2 separate regions of the Mus musculus genome follow, and region 1 is linked to region 2. A link is a loop called in an ENCODE intact Hi-C map of the cell type or tissue named here. Cell type or tissue: left cerebral cortex. All regions are shown on one strand.

Region 1 (8,000 bases), 450 kb before region 2:
GAGGAAGGGGCGGAGGAGACCCCGAGCGTCCTGCACAGCAAGGTGAGAGCAATAAAAAGCCAGAGATGGGAAGAGTGAGAAACTGGGAGATTTGGTAACTGGGATATGAAGATGAGGGGTGGTTCTCTGGGAAGAAAAGGAAGCCAGTTGTACCAAATGATACCGATGGGCGAGGGAAAAGCAGACGTCAACACAACATCCCAGGTCATTGGAGAGCTGTAGCGCAGTTTCTGCTGAGTGGAAGAGGCAGTGCCAGCAAATGTCCTTCACAGGTGTACATTTCAAAACTGCCCTCGAGTCCGTATCATGTGGAGATGCCTTATTCACTCCGATTATTTTATACCGAGTGGGTGCAACCAGCCGCTCAGTGTAGGAGAGGCTGGGGGAGAGAGGGTGCAGTGATGGACAGCTGGTGACTTAATCTGCTGTTGGTTCCCACCCAGAGGGCACCAAGAGAGGCACGATGGGTAAACAGTCTTTTGGTCTCAGGCTCCTCCTAAGGCTCGGCTTCAGCTGTAAGCTGCTTTCTCTGCTCTGGGAGCATAACCTTCAAGAGAATCCTTCAGAAAGGGGAGCTAGCTAGACAGGCGTGGCAGTTGCAGCGTCCACACTGAACCCTTCCCTTCCTAGGCACCCCCTTACTTGTTCTGGCATCTAACACAGTACCAGGTACACAGACTGCACTCATTATATATTTGTAGAATGGATGAATCAATCTAAGCCCAAGTAGGCTGAGTGAGCTTTGCAGAATGTGGGCTCCATTGATGTGTTTCCTGAAACAAGAGGCCAAGAGGGTGGGGTGAGGGGGGCGGGCTGCTTCGGTTAGTGGTTCCTACTCTCTGATCACCCTCAGTAGCAGGCACAGGAGCTCTGCTGAGTCTCTCTCACTTACCTTGACCTTGGCAGAGCAGCACAAGTGGTCCTCTAGGTGAGGAGGCGAGGAGGGCAGAGATGGGGCCAAGATCCAGTCTTTCCAGTCAAAGGCTCTAAATCGCTGCCGTTGACTTTCCAAATGGCAGTTAACATCTAGTAGGTCAACATATTTGCTTGTTCATTCAGGCTGAACAGTGATCTCATTTGATGCCAAAAAAAAAAAAAAAGGATTAAAGAAGTGAGGCTACATCTCTGTGATTCCAGACACGGGGCATGCAAATAGAAATGCAGGTGGCATAGTCGACCCCATGTATCTTGTATGTAGTTTCCAGCCGGAGCTCTCATATGGTGGGTTGTCCTCCCAGGCTACAATACTGGGGCATCATGGACTGATTGCTTTCACTGGTTGCCTCCATTTGAAAGGACTGTCTTCTTCTTAGTCTCTTTCTGTGCACTCCATGTCCTATTTCTAGGAGAGAGCCTTTCAGGAAACGGTCTCCACTGTTTATCCTTTAAACTCTATGTTCTTAGAGTTCTTAGACCATTTCTAGTTTATCTTTGAGCTCCAGAAGTCCAAGAGAAATGTCCAGCACATGAAAAGGGCTTTATGAATATGTGCCAAGTGGTTTATGAATTCATGAATCAGTAAACATCCAGCCCTCTCAAGTAGCATGGGCCTTTGGATTTCTGATACTGCCCCAGTCTTGCCCTTTTCTTTTCTCTTTCTGCTGGGTATTGAACCAAGGGCTGTGTACATGCTGGATAAGCACTCTGCCACTGGGCCACATCCCCATCCTTGAGTTTGGGAGATAGGGCTCACTGTGTATCCCAGACTGATCTCAAAGTGGGAATCTGATTGCCTCCCTTTTCCCGAGTGCTGGAATTACAGGTATATAACACCACACCTAGCTTTATTCCTTTTTTGACCATATCTTAGGCACTTATATGTTTCTACTCCCCAATCTACCCCCAGCCCTCAAACCAAAGCCATTCAATGACTGTATTCTGTCCTTTCTGAAACAGAAAGCTACCCATTAGTCACAAGGTGCCTGTTGTGTGTTATCCCACTTTCAGTGACATAGACAAGACATGGGAAAGACACTTACACAGCACTTACTGTGTGATAGGTGCCACTCCAAGAGCTATATACAGATCAACGAACACTCTTTCATAACAGTCTATTGGTATGGTGTATTCTTATTTAATCCCCTGGGAGACTCTTAACTTAACTTCATGCCTTTCTTCTGCAATACTAACCTCATGTCTGTGACCTAACTCTTAAGCAAGGAAGACATTGTTTGACATACATCACCTTAACAGCAGCCACTGCAATAAGGAATCTGAGGCTTATTATTATCAGGAGAGCTGACTGCTGTTTCCCAGCTCTCTGTCACTGGAAAAGTCCCTTACTTTCTGGGCCTCAGATAACAAATAGAATATGTCTCACATCTCTGCAGCAAAGAAGCAGTAAGATGTCCTTAGTGCTGTTATTACTGAAGAGGTGTTGAGTTACCATTAAGTGATAGGTTCAAAAATTCCTTTGGGCAAGTTCCAGCTGTTTGATCAACTGATAGGTACTGGTATTCTGTGGTTCCTTAAACCCAGGTCTGCGAGATGCTCGTTCCAGGGCTGGACATTGTTATATAAGGATGTGAAATTCCATTTTCCGCCAGAGTCAAGGCTGTGCGGTGCTGTGAATGCCAGCAGCCTCCCGAGATGTCTGCATTTCCATCCTGCTCTTCTGCTCCGCTGTGCATTTGCACAAGGTTTCCTGCCAACTTTGTCTTAGGAACCCACTCCCAAGCCCTCTCTGCATTATGTTCCTTAGAGCACTGTTTTGCATAAGAGTCTATTTCTTGGAAAAGCTCAATAAGGAGAAAATAGAACAAAGGGGCCTCTGATAGTTTAAGCACAAGCCACCCGAGTGTAATTGGCAAGGCAGAGTGATCAGGATTGGTGGGAGGGGAACATGTCTTCAGCCAAGGCCCAGATTTTCAGATTCCTCAATGAGTGGCTAAAATCTTATATGAAGAGGGCCCAAAGCCTGTGAGGTCTGGAAAGATCTTTGTGAATGAATGGGGTAGATTCTCAACTCACCACTCTGTATGCCTTGGCATGTGCTCCACGGCCTGCCTGGTCTGGGGATACTGAAATGGCTTTGCCTCCCTTCTCTTACATACGAGGCTGAAAATACTCCTGTCAGTCTTCCTCGATCTTGTCTGACAGTTGAATTGTTCACAGGAGTATCAGGGATACAGGAAAAAGGATTCTGAAATGTAATAATCTGTATATGTTCAATAATCTGGGAAAGTTTTTCAGTGGCTTCCTCTGCTCCTATTGAATTCTGAGTCTGCAGATCACAGCTTGCAGGGAAACATGCAGAACATTTGGCTGCTACATCCTGAGCATCCCTCACCCCCGATCTCTCTCTCTCTCTCTCTCTCTCCTCCTCACCCCTCTGCTCCTCCCTCCCGTGTGTGTGTGTGTGTGTGTGTGTGTGTGTGTGTGTGTGTGTTGGTAACCTTGTGCCCAATAAGGGGGTATGAACTTCTTGGGAGCTGTGAGAGGAATTGCTGGTAGTGTGAAATGGAGGGTGTAGATCTCGACAAAGTTCCACTGAGAGTGGCATAGAGCTGGTGACTGATTTAGGACTTCTGAGCTCTCAAGGTTGGTTCCTGAGGTACTGTATTGCTAAGTACTTGTACTCAGAGTGCTGTCTCAGGAGTGACCAGTAGATGGTGCTCTGGCAACAGGGAAATAAGACTTCTGGCTCCCTGAGGCTGAGAAAAGGGTTTTCCAAGGGTTTTAAAACTGGTTTCCAGAGTTCTGATCAGTTGCTGCTTCTCCACACTTCCATTTGTGGTCTTTAAGAGAACAGTAAAACCAGGGGGAAACATACTTACCAGATTTCCATACAAGGATCATGATGGCAATGTTCTGGCCACTCCTGATAGTTCCCTTTAGTGTGGTTCCTGGAATATTTAGGCACCGGTCAGAATTCATCTTGAGAGTAGGAGGCAGGGCATCCACAGGCTTAGCATCATTGTGTCTCCACTTGATGATATACACGTTGCAATTATGTAGCATGGCTATTAGAAACTGAAAATCAGATCCATTAGATGTTTACACTCTGCCTTTTATCAGATCGGAACCAACACCTCATGACTCCGAAGCTCTGCTGTTCTGTGGTCTGAATCAGCACCTTAATTCACGCTCCTCTGGGCTGTGAGGGCTATAGTAGTGCCCTGCTGTAGGGCTTATGTACACTGGTAGCTATAACAATCGCTGGTGCAATTTAATCTTTAAAACGGTATCCACCTGACAAGTTGCAAAGTGAAGAGAAGGAAGCCAGTATAGAGACCCAGAGGTCTTAAAGCTCTCAAAGCTGTGACATTCAGGTTGAAGGGGAAAAGAGAAGAACACGCCTCAGCTTTGCTGCCCTTAAACCAAGCCCCCTTCTAAACCTACTGATGCCATAATATTTTCCCTGGCCCTCTGGGACTGCTTCTCCAAGAATCCTAATGAACTCTACCACAGAGCCATTCCTGCTCCCGAGTAAACTCTGCCTAGATGTTGGTAAAGCCTGCTCCGTGGGAATGCAGGAAGGCTAGGCTCAGCCCCATGAGGTCCCAGTGTGGCCAGTGTATTGTCTTGCATATTCTAGGCTTCTAAAGAATTCAGCAGTCACAGGACTCACAGAGTATGGAAGAAAGAGGAACCCGAATCAGTACTAGATTTTGGCTTACTGGGTAAAGAGACAAGGCAGGAGTCCTTAGTCTTTCTCGGAAGTACTTGTGGAAGGTAAAAGGCTAGTGTGCCCTGTTTAGCAAACAGACACAGAGGCATGATGAGGAAGGTGTTATGTCTCATCCTTGAAGTGAGCTTTAGAGCAGAGCTTGCTAGGCTATACAATCTCGTGGAAGTTATGAAAGACACATCATTTATGTCATCATCCATATGGCTCATTATTTAATCCCCAATGTCTAAAATAGTGTCTGTTGTGGGGAATGTACGCAAATATATTTGCTAAATGAATGGTTTGTATGGCTCCTCTGCTATGGAAGATCAGATTTTTTTTAGTCCCGTGAAGTTTACAGAGCTCTGAGATAGCCACTCTGTCTAGGTGACCATCTAGTGAGACTTCACAGCCACCTTCCTTTACTCTGTCTCCTAATAAGCTCCTCGGCAAAGTGAGATCACAATAACAGGTGGCACTGGCACACTTCCAGCCGAGATTTGATCTGAAATGATCTCCGATGAATCCCAGGGTCAACACTCGCTTCCTGAGGGCAGGGGTGATTGCAAGGCATCCCTGTGTTGAGGCCATTTCTTTGCATTTCTTGTACACAGACCCTTTTCTGTCACACACACCTACACACTCAACATTCTCATACAACAGACATGTATCAGTGCACACACATAGACACTCACAGACACATACAAGTAGGAATACACGTGCCCAACACCCAGACACCACTTTATCTCTTAATCAGTTAATTTCACACACTGCCTTTCAGGCCTGCCGAGGTGGCGCTGCCCTCATGGTGACTTCCAACACTGGGGCTTTGGTTTGCCTTTGCTTACGTCTTCAGCCAGCCCTTGCCCTCAGCGCTTCCTTCGCTTCCGTAGAAAGGTTATGGATACAACTATGTGTTGAAGCCAAGGGTGAACATAAGTCAAGGAAAGTATGTTCCAGACAGTGCAGATGATGGGAGGGGACAGGGATAGACTGTCCACGGAGTCTCCTGTAGGCAAGGACTAGATTGTTAAACACAGAGCTTCTTTCTCTGGACTACATGTCCTCCCTCTGCAGCTCAGACACTTTTTTTTTTAAAATGACATAGGTTTGAGAAGATCAATGGACCTTGGTTGAAAGTAAAAGGTGGTGGTGGGTGGGAAACCCCCTTTGTTAGGATTTTGAGGGCACTTTGCTTAGGCTCTCTGTCTGGGGATTGGAATATCTGGGCCACCTGCCAGGAGGAAAGTGGAACCCAATCTAGAAGGCTGCTTTGTAAGGTCCCTTAGGGTCCATAGGACAGAAGGTCCCAGAGAAGCAGAGGTACTTCTCTATGAGGTCTGTTAAGTGTTGGTTTAGGAAGAGGGCACTCTCTTTGCCCTGGGGATCCCTGTTGATGGTAGTGGAACCTAGGAGATCCAAAGCAGAGGCTACAAGATCCTAGGGTGGGGTGCACAAGTCCCTACTCTCCACTAGAGCAGTGGCGAGCAGAACCCTATGCAGAGTATGGAAAGAGGCACAGCCCTGAGTACCCTTCCTAGGACCAAAGAGAGTGTTCCTGGACAGGTCTTTGATCTGTTGCAGAGAGTCTGCAGGCATCACCAGCTTCAGTGGGCCTCTCTTTTCCATCTCCTGAGGGAACCGCGACTCTTCCTTGGACCCTTGCCTAGGTAGCCTTCAGTCAAACGAATTCACAAGCCAAACCAGCCTCACCACGCTGGACTCTGAGAGCCCCGCCCCCGCGTCTCTCTCGGATCCTTGGCCACCTTGCTGCGCTGCTGCGCTGTGCTCCTCAACCTGCCCTTAAGCATCGTCTCTGCTCTCTGTAGCCAGGAAGGCCGGGAGGAGAAAGAGCTGGTCTTTGGTGAGGAAGTTCGGTATGTGGATTAAGTCCTATGCCCTGCCATCACTAGCTAGGCTGACTGCAACCTGTTCCTCACTGCGACCGCCCGCCCGCTCGCTCGCTCGCTCTCCCACCCTCTTCCCGGCGCAGCCGCGGATCGCTGTTGCATGCTGATCCTGGGAGGCGGCGGCGGCGGCGGCAGCGGCGAGCGCTCTGGGCGGATGCTGGCACTTGGGCTTCGCTGCTCTCTGGTTGCTGCTCAACTTCTACCCCAAAAGCAGGAGCTGTGAAGTCATTTGCCCCTCTCCGGCTGGTTCGACTTCTCATCTTCATTTTTCGGGCGATGCGGTTTACGCAGGAACCTTAGTACCGCTCTCCCCCCCACCTCCATCTCCCTCTCTCCAACCTTTGGATGCATCTCCGCTGGCAGATTTAAAGAGCCAAGTCTTGGCTGTGGAATTTCTTAGATGGACTTGCAGGGGCTGGCGTTCTAAAGCATGTCACCGTAGCTGGCCCTTGTCTTTTTTTCTTTTCATTTTTTTCAAAGTTCTTTTGTTTTCATTTCCTTCTTCCTCTCTACCCCTCACCCCGACCAATAAATCAGCAAACTGTTACCTAGCGGACCAGTGCCTGCCTTTCTCTCAGCCAGGTGGTACGTGTGCCAGAAGAGGAGCTATGTTTGAGGACCGACCTTCTCCACCCCTCTCCGGTCCCTGAACACCACCCCACGCTGGCATTTTGGGGGAAAATATTCCCTCTAGAAGCCCTACCCCCTTCTTCTTCTTCTTCTTCTTTTTTTTTCTTGAGGAATGGAGCTTCGCAGAGGTTGCCTTTAGATTCAACAGTTCAGAGCAGGGCTGAAGAGCCTGCAGGGGTCCCCAGAGGCGGTGGTCCCTGCGCCTGTGTGGATAAGGCTCTGAGCCTGCCTGTGTCTTTTCTGCCTCTTGTTGTGTGCGGGTGTTCGGCGATCACCTTTGTGTGTCTTCTGTCTGTTTAAACTTCAGGATGGCTCGCTTCGGGGAGGCGGTGGTCGTTGGCAGGCCAGGCTCAGGCGATGGAGACTCGGACCAGAGCAGGAACCGACAAGGAACCCCCGTCCCGGCCTCGGGGCCGGCGGCCGCCTACAAGCAGTCAAAAGCGCAGAGGGCGCGGACTATGGCTTTGTACAACCCCATACCAGTCCGGCAGAACTGTTTCACGGTCAACAGATCCCTGTTCATCTTCGGAGAAGATAACATTGTCAGGAAATACGCCAAGAAGCTCATCGATTGGCCATATCCTTTCTTACCCACCATGACTTCCCTCTCCCCCTTTGCATTCCATCGGGTGAGGGGGGGCACCTAGCATGGAATCTATTCCCCACCCCTTCCTGGTGCCAAAATTTGCCCCTTTGCTCAAGTGCACCCTACCTTGTTGCATTCACGGGGCAAGCCTGATGCCCCGGAGACCTATTTGGGCAGTAGTGGTTTTCAAGGTAAGACTTTTGGTTTTGGGGATTATTTTCCATGTGGAAATCTCTAAGTGTACTTAGGTGCCTGGTGTGGAGAC
Region 2 (8,000 bases):
GTGTTTGTGTGTGTGTGTGTGTGTGTGTGTGTGTGTACAGATGGGGGAGAGAGAGAATCAATATTTTTTCAAGAGTTTTATTGTTGAAACAAACATAGTGTTCTCTTTTAAAATGAGGGAACATTCAAAAATCAAATATTAAAGCTCTCTCTGAAGTGAAAACTTTGAAAGCATGAACATATACTTGGCAGATAACCTTGAAAAAATTCCTCACAGAACAAAAACATACAAAGACAAAGAATACAAGAAATGAATAATATTAAATTAGAAAAACAGCTTCAAATACTAAGAAATTCCCAAAGGAAGAAGAACAAAGTCAGAATGAGTCCCACTTTCCCAGGTCTCCAGGGAAGGACCACGTGGATTGCCGAGGAGCATGAGGTGGACAGCACCAGTGACGAGCAAAACCTCACTTCAAGGGATATCACTGTAAAAACTTCACACTCCATGAGAAAGAAGCCCCTTCCTGCTTTCAGCAAAGTCACACACAGAGGATCAAGAGGCAACAATGCCCATGGCGGGCCTCAGTGTCTTCTCTTCACTGACCACTGGTCCATTGGCAATGACACCAGAAATTAGAAGTGAGACACTGATTTTAAAATTATGAAGAAAAATAACGCCAATTCAGGAGTCTATATGTGGGCAAACTGTCAATCAAATATCAAGGGAGAATAAGTCCATTTTCAGGCTCTGAAATTTTCAATATTTAATGTCCTTTATATGTTTCTCTAGGGTGTGGTCTCGCAAACAGAGGGAAGAATAATAAGATGAGACAATATGGGATCCAAGAAGAAACGATCCAGCGCAAGCAAGGGGAAAAGAAGATTCTGGGATGGTGATGAAAACTGAGACAGACAGGTGCTTGGCAGGTCTGTAGTGCAAACAGCACAGACTGAAGAAGAAAGAGAGAAGGCATCTAGATCATTCCAAGGTTAAAATGATGGAATTAATGTGTGGTGCATAATACATTGAGAAGAAATTTACATACGTGGAAAATGTGTAGGTAAAAATTGATGCTGAGTGAACAGGAACGTACACAAATGAAGAATTGGGACAATTATTAACTCCAGGGAAAATTAAAAGTTGTACAAGAAAGGAAATGTAATGGTGCTTTTACTACAGGGGCATGCTGTGAATACAGTCATAATTATGTAAACACTGAACACAGATCTCACTAAAAAACGATGATATAAGTCTTCTGGGAGGTTGGGGAAAGGAAAATTGTGGAGGCAGGGGAAGGAGGTGCTAAAGAGAGAGAGAAATCTTCCTCTTTCATAGTGAGAACTTAATAGAGAGTCTCCAAGAGTGGAGAACAAAGAGATTCATGTGGAAGTTATTCTGCAGAATGAAAATGAATGTCCAAAGAATAGCAAAAGTGGGCTGTCCCTGGGAAAGGTTGCAGATATTTTATTTTTTGTAACAAGGTTTGGAACCATTTGGCTTTTAAAAACATGAATAACAAACTAAAACGTAAAGATGCAATTCTGTGGATGGAGAAAAGCAGCAGCTACCTCCAGGACAGAGGAAGCATTGTATATAATTACCCAAAGCTTGGTGCTGAGTGGTGGGTGGAGGAAGCCTTCCTGGAGCCTGGGAGTGTGGCAAGATCTGGAGAGGTGAGCAGCCTCCAGATTTGAGGGCTCTGCAGGGATCATGTCTAGGATGCAGGGAGATACCTCTGAGTGAGCCATGGAAGATGGAAGACTGGCCGGGCCCCTTAAGATGGGCTGGTTGTCAGAAAAAGACTGAGTCCGGTGGTGCAGAATAGTGGCTCATTGGTCAAGCTAAATTCTAAAATGTACTTTCTGTGATCACAGTGGAGAAAAATACTAACCACAAGAAATCAACAAGGCTCCATGGTTCATGAGGCAGTCGCAGCAAAACAACTGTCTTCCTTCTGAAGTATGGCAATGGAAGAGCAAGAGAGAGCTGTGCCCCAGGATCTCTTGCTTCAGTTATTTTCTCTCTGCTCTTTTTGTGAACAAGATAGAGTGATGCATAGCTCAAGGGTTCAATCTTAGCTGATTTCTGGCCCAAGGTAGTGTTTTGAACTATGAATAGGATGGTGGCATTTTAATCAAGCTCCCACAAGTCAGAACCTGAGAAATTTGGCTAATAGTTGGGAATGGAAGGGTGGCCTCCTAAGTGATCTTGCCATGGGGAAAATAAATGGGTTGAACCTAACAATCTGAAATCAATAGAAACTAGAGTTTATTCCTCTAACTGATCCACTATCACTGGCCATCTGCTTAGCTTCCCTTAGATTCTGGGTTGGTCTCTTCTGGACTTCAATGTCAGCCTTCCCTGCTTTTTGTGTGAGATCCTCTCCACCCTCTTCTCCCCCACCTCCATGTGCTTCCACAACACAGACTCAGCTGTCAGCTTTAACTTCTCACTGCAATCACCCTTGTCCCCCAATTCCATCAGGGTTTAACACCCACTCACTGGGTTCCCACTGGCCGCAGTCAATGTGTGTTAAAGTAGTATATAGCAATTTAGAGCTGTTTCTTCCTTTACTGGTCAAGAAATACAATGTAGCAAAATAACTGATGGAGACTGTGTTCAAATGGTCTGATGGAGACAAACTTTCATGTTACAAGGCTGTGTGAAGGTGGAGAAGTTTTTAATTATTCTGTACTTCAGTATCATCTAAAGAGAAGGGTCATAACCTCTCCTAGCTTATAAAAAGGACCACAGGATTAAATGACTCCATATCAATAACCAGAACCATAAATTGCTTTGAGATGATTGTCATTTGGTCAGCAACCACTCTGTGATCCGTCTCTGTATTGTCTTAAAATTATTCTTTATAACGTGGCAAGTATAAGGATACCTGCTTATAGCACTTCAGTTTCTCTACTATACCCAAGGAAAGCCCCGATTCTTCAAACTGCCCACAGTTCCTTATTATGTGCCCGTCCACCTCACCAGCCTACTCCCTTCCCAACACTCCTCAGAGTCCTGGCTCTAGCCCTGCAAAGTGAGCAATGGGTGGCCACTGGCTTCCTCTAGACTTGTAGAATCCTGGCGTTCCGTTCCCTCTGAGGGTTGGTCCTAGGCAGAGCTACATTCATAGCAAATCAACTTGGAAGAGCAAGCAGAACTGAAGTCATGACAAGTTCTTCATGTGAACACTTCATTATGGGTCAGGCCACGTGACCTCCACACTCCCATCAGGGACTTGCTTTGAATGACTTCTTGCAGAGCTAAAAACACCTTCCTAGAGAGGCCTCTTTTTCCTTGGAACTGCTGGGCCCTTTTCTAACACTCTCTCCGGAACCCTCCATCTCTGTTCTTGTTGGAGTGTATAGACCACTTATGACCTTTGAGCTCTGAACCAGCATCCACCAGACCTGGGAACCGTGGCCAAGAATGTCTTCGAGGTCGAGGAGCCTGTAGCTACACATACTGAATCACTTTGTCCTGAAACTAGAAGATGTTCTCAGATTCTCACTCTTAATGATCTGAACGCACCTACCCCAGCATGCACATGCCCATTTGTGCCAACTTAGCGTGAGCATAAACGAACTTAAGTTGCCCTCTGTGACACCCTTTAATCACGACTTTCCTCAAAAATATGAAAAGAAAAAGAAATATTGCTGCATAGGTCCTCCAACTTGGGAGTGTGGGCTTCCAGGAGACAGGGGCCAGTCCTGATGTAGGGACTCAGGGTGCATGTGAGTGGAACGCCAGTGCCATCCAATGGCTATCTCGTGTAACTGCAACAGCTCCACCCTTGACCTGCACCAGTATTTTTCCTGTTGCACAGACCTGCTTTCTTGAAGTCTTTGGGTGCGCTGCCTACCTGTAGTCTCTCCCTCCCTCTCTAACCTGTCTCTTTCAACGTCTTCGGTTAAGCATTTGAAAGCTTGGTGCTGTATGCCGTTTCAATAGTAGTCAAAATGTAGTTATGGCCTGTCTTGAGGGAGTGCCTAAAATTGGTTTTATGGGAGGATATTTTCAACTTTTGATTCTTACTCTTTGATGAGTATATACTGGAGTTTTCCAGAGATTCTGTGAACTATGATAAAGAGGCATTGAAGCAGATGTACATATATGAATCAAGCTGCTTTCTGTTAGCCAAAATACCAGAGACTGACGAAAATGTTTAAATGTCATCCATTAAAATCTTTGAGAGATAATTATTTTACTTACATTAACCAGTACTGGGTCATTATTTCAAATGAGCTGAGAAATATTTTTAAATTTATATGTTTAAAATATAAATATTTTATTTTTTTTACTGTAATGAGGGCTGAGAGAGAAAGCTCTTCAGGATCCTCTATAAGATGTAAGAATGGAGAGTGTGACAGGTCCTGAGACTAGGCAATGTAAGAATAACTGCCTCCTGGCCCCAGAGAATGTCAAAGCGTTCTGCTAGCATCATTTCTGGAGAGGACAGTACATGGGGGACGCCCCTGGTGGCATGGATGGAAGGCAGAGACTTGTGGGTTGGGTTTTCATCCTGCACACTGTCTATCCCTACAAAGGCTGGAAACATGGAAAACTGGGGTAACAGCCTCAGAGATATCTCATTTCCATGCCCCCCTGGGTGTGACCAATACAGGTCACCAAATTAGTCTGAGAGAAATGGGAACTGGGCACAGAGGTATGTATTTTTAATCTAGGCACCCAGGAGGTGCAAAGATCATGAATTTGAGATCACCATAGACTAGAGAAAGAGACCAGCAATAGGTAGATAGATAGATAGATAGATAGATAGATAGATAGATAGATAGATAGATAGATAGATAGATAGATAGATGCATACATACATACATACATACATACATACATACATACATACATACATAATACATAATACATATGGAGCACCTATAGCTAATCTCTCTCTGTTTCTCCTCTGTCCTAATTATAAGAAATCAGATGAATTTCATTTTCATTAAGGAAACTGCCATCTATGGCATAGCTTACACTATGCCCGTTCTTTAAAAAATCATGAGCTAATAGAAGAGTGCTGTGTTTGCTATCTTGAAGAGGAGAATCACCTAAAATTAAAAATCCCTGCCTTTCCAATTGGACGGATGTACCAGAGTCATATATTTTATGTCTCCTTATTTCTTCATTTTTGGATCCTTAGTGATTCAACACTGTGAAATTTTCATTTAAGTACAGGCTGCTGGGTTATATTCCTTCAATTTTTATGTATATAATGTTCTAATTTTATGAAAACTCAAAGCCCATGGGTGCAGTTTTTCCCTACTATTCAAAAATTGTTTGAGAAATAACTGTCAATTTTTTCTTGTAACTTTTTAAAAACATTTCATTATTAATTTATATTTCTATTACAATTTCACTGCAGTCTTACCAACTTTTCACAGGGGCCACAACATTCATTCCTTTAAGTATATCATTTTATTGTTTTGAATTTATTGCTACTTGCATAAGAGTCATTATTATTTCATTGTAGAACTTTTTGCTCAGTCCTAAAAAATATCCTCTTTCTTTCATGCCCTCAGGCCAGAACCCCCAGGCATAGTGACCTCCACTTTCTGTCTCTATAGACTCTCCTGTCTGGGGCATCTTGTATAAATGCAGTCATGTTTCATCTGTGCAAGCAGACTTCAAATCCTCCCAGGAAGAAACACATTATAAAATGTCGTTGGGTGTGCGTGTGCATGTGTGTGTGGGTGTGTGTTTCTGTCTAGTTTCACTCACTTTGCAAAGCATCCTTCAGGCTTATCCTAACTGTAGCAAAGGCCAATCCTTTCCATTACGGTCAAACTATTACAGCAGTATGTGAATTGGTTGTATTTACCAATTCATGGGCCAATGGGTAGTTGCTGTTTTGTGTAATGCCATGAATCTTGGTAAATTGCTTATAGATAAGTTTTTTGTCTAAATATGTGTTTTCCCTTTCTCCTTGATATATAGAGTATCACTAGAATTGCAGTTACATGCTAATTCTGTGTTTAATATTATGAGAAACTTCCTAAGCGTGTTCCCAGGGGCAGCAGCATCACACAATTAACCAAAAAGTTTTCTACATCATAACCTGTGTTATTATTGTTATTATTATTTTGTTGTCCTGGTTCATTGTAAAAAAAACTTTCTATTGTGAACATGTTTTTCTAGTGACCAATAATGCTAAGTGCATTGAGTTGTGAAAGTCAGAGATTATGGACAAATTTCAGTGTTTTGCCTCTTCCCTCAGACTGACTATGTGACCAATTAAAGATTCTCTTAATTGGAAACCAGAAAATCTTTGTTATTTTATAAAAGAAAATCAGGAAAGAGCCCTAACTGATACCTAGGGTACATACTTTAAGTTTTTATTATTTTTTAAACATTTAAAAATTTATTACACAATTATTTCCTTCCTTATACTCTTCATTAAAATTCCAAATAATATTCAAATCTTTTCTTACGGTTGCAATTTTCTGCTTCTTGTCTGTGAACTGAGATGTTGCTTGGCGCCTGGAGGTTTATGGCAGTTTCTGTAGCATCATGAATCACACCTTTGTGTGTAAATAAAATCTTTGTGTTAAATTATTTTTGACTGACACCATTGTTATTCACTTGCCTGTTGGTTGCATCTGTACAAACTATTCTGTCAAATGTTTGCTTAGAATTTTATTCTCTTCATGAAATTCTTAGACAAATGGATGGAACTAGAAAATATCATCCTGAGTGAGGTAACCCTACCACAAAAGAGTTTACATGGTATGCAGTCACTGATAAATGAATATTAGTCCAAAAGCTCAGAATACCCAAGATACAATTCACAGACCACATGAAGCTCAAGAAGAAGGAAAACCAAAGTGTGGGTGCTTTGGTCCTTCTTAGAAAGGGAAACAAAATACTCACGGGATCAAATACAGAGACAAAGTGTGGAGCAGAGACTGAAAGAAAGGCCAACCAGAGACTGCCCTACCTGCGTATCCATCCCATATACAGTCACCAAATGCAGACAATATTTTGGATGCCAAGAAGTGCTTGCGGACAGAAGCCTGATATAGCTGTCTCCTGAGAGGCTCTGCCAGTGCCTGACAAATACATAGGCAGATGCTTGCAGTCATCCATTGCACTGTGGGATCCCCAATGGAGGAGTTAGAGAAAGGACTGAAGGAGCTGAAGGGGTTTGTAACCCCATAGGAAGAACAACAATATCAACCAACCAGACTTCCCAGAGCTCCCAGAGACTAAACCACCAACCAAAGGGTACACATGGAGGGACCCGTGGCTCCAGCTGCCTATGTAGCAGAGAATGACCTTGTCAGGAGTCAATGGGAGGAGAGGCCCTTGGTCCTGTGAAGGCTCAATAACCCATCCTAGGGGAATTCGAGGATGGTGAGGTAGGAGTGGGGGAAGGAAATACCCTCATAGAAGCAGGGGGAGGAGGAATGGGATAGGGGTTGTTGGGGGGGGGCACTGGGAAAGGGGATAACACATGAAATGTAAATAAAGAAAATATCCAGTAAAAAAAAGTAAAAAATAAATGAGAAACAAAAGAATTTTATTCTCACGTTTCTTTCATTCTAATAGATAACATGTATGTTGGCTTTTAAAGATAATGAAATCTGAATCTTTGTCTTTTAATGAGAAACCTGTCTAGGACATTGATTTTGTTATATTTCATAGCATCAGGTTCTGTGACATTCCATATTTTTAATACATTTCATTGTCAATTGTTTTCTAACCCCTGATAATAACACCCTGCATCTGGCTTACAGTTGTACCTTGAGTAAGAAGTCCGGGATGGGCCATTGGTCTCCAGTGACTTCTCAAAGGCACCACTGACACCATTTTCTTTGAAAGGGAATCCCCTCTATTTGATGACACTTTGCTCAGCTGTCCCCATGGTCACCAAGGCTAAGTCATCCAGGACCGGCATCTTCGTTGTCGTCACTCTGTTTATTGTTAGTGTGGGCCCCTTACATTGTCTTTGATTATTGTTTTATTTTAAATTCTTATACACTGTTGTGATCACATACAGAGGAATGATGAAGACATTCCTTTTTAGCTTGAAGTCAACTTCA

What was found. Peaks named below come from ENCODE experiments on the same cell type or tissue, not always from the same donor. Only the 100,000 strongest peaks of a DNase experiment are listed, where the experiment ranks them.
Region 1: a loop joins it to region 2, with 13 times the contacts of the local background. A loop is called at or near these places in 36 of 42 quality-filtered maps.

What each region holds. Positions count from the first base shown.
Region 1 is chr1:154,725,377-154,733,376 of GRCm38, reverse strand. Cacna1e (calcium channel, voltage-dependent, R type, alpha 1E subunit) reads left to right here and starts at 7,457. Exons shown (of 47, transcript NM_009782.3): 1 at 7,457-7,726. The coding sequence starts at 7,458. In left cerebral cortex, CTCF peaks have their summits at 3,609 (motif pointing right) and 6,372; DNase peaks (open chromatin) are centred at 6,656, 7,430, 7,526, 7,776 and 3 more places; H3K4me3 peaks cover 2,056 bases; H3K27ac peaks cover 2,360 bases.
Region 2 is chr1:154,277,318-154,285,317 of GRCm38, reverse strand. No RefSeq gene overlaps it. Among named protein-coding and RNA genes, the nearest start is that of Gm30465, 17 kb to the right of the region's middle. In left cerebral cortex, a CTCF peak has its summit at 3,706; DNase peaks (open chromatin) are centred at 1,554, 3,703 and 5,640; H3K27ac peaks cover 609 bases.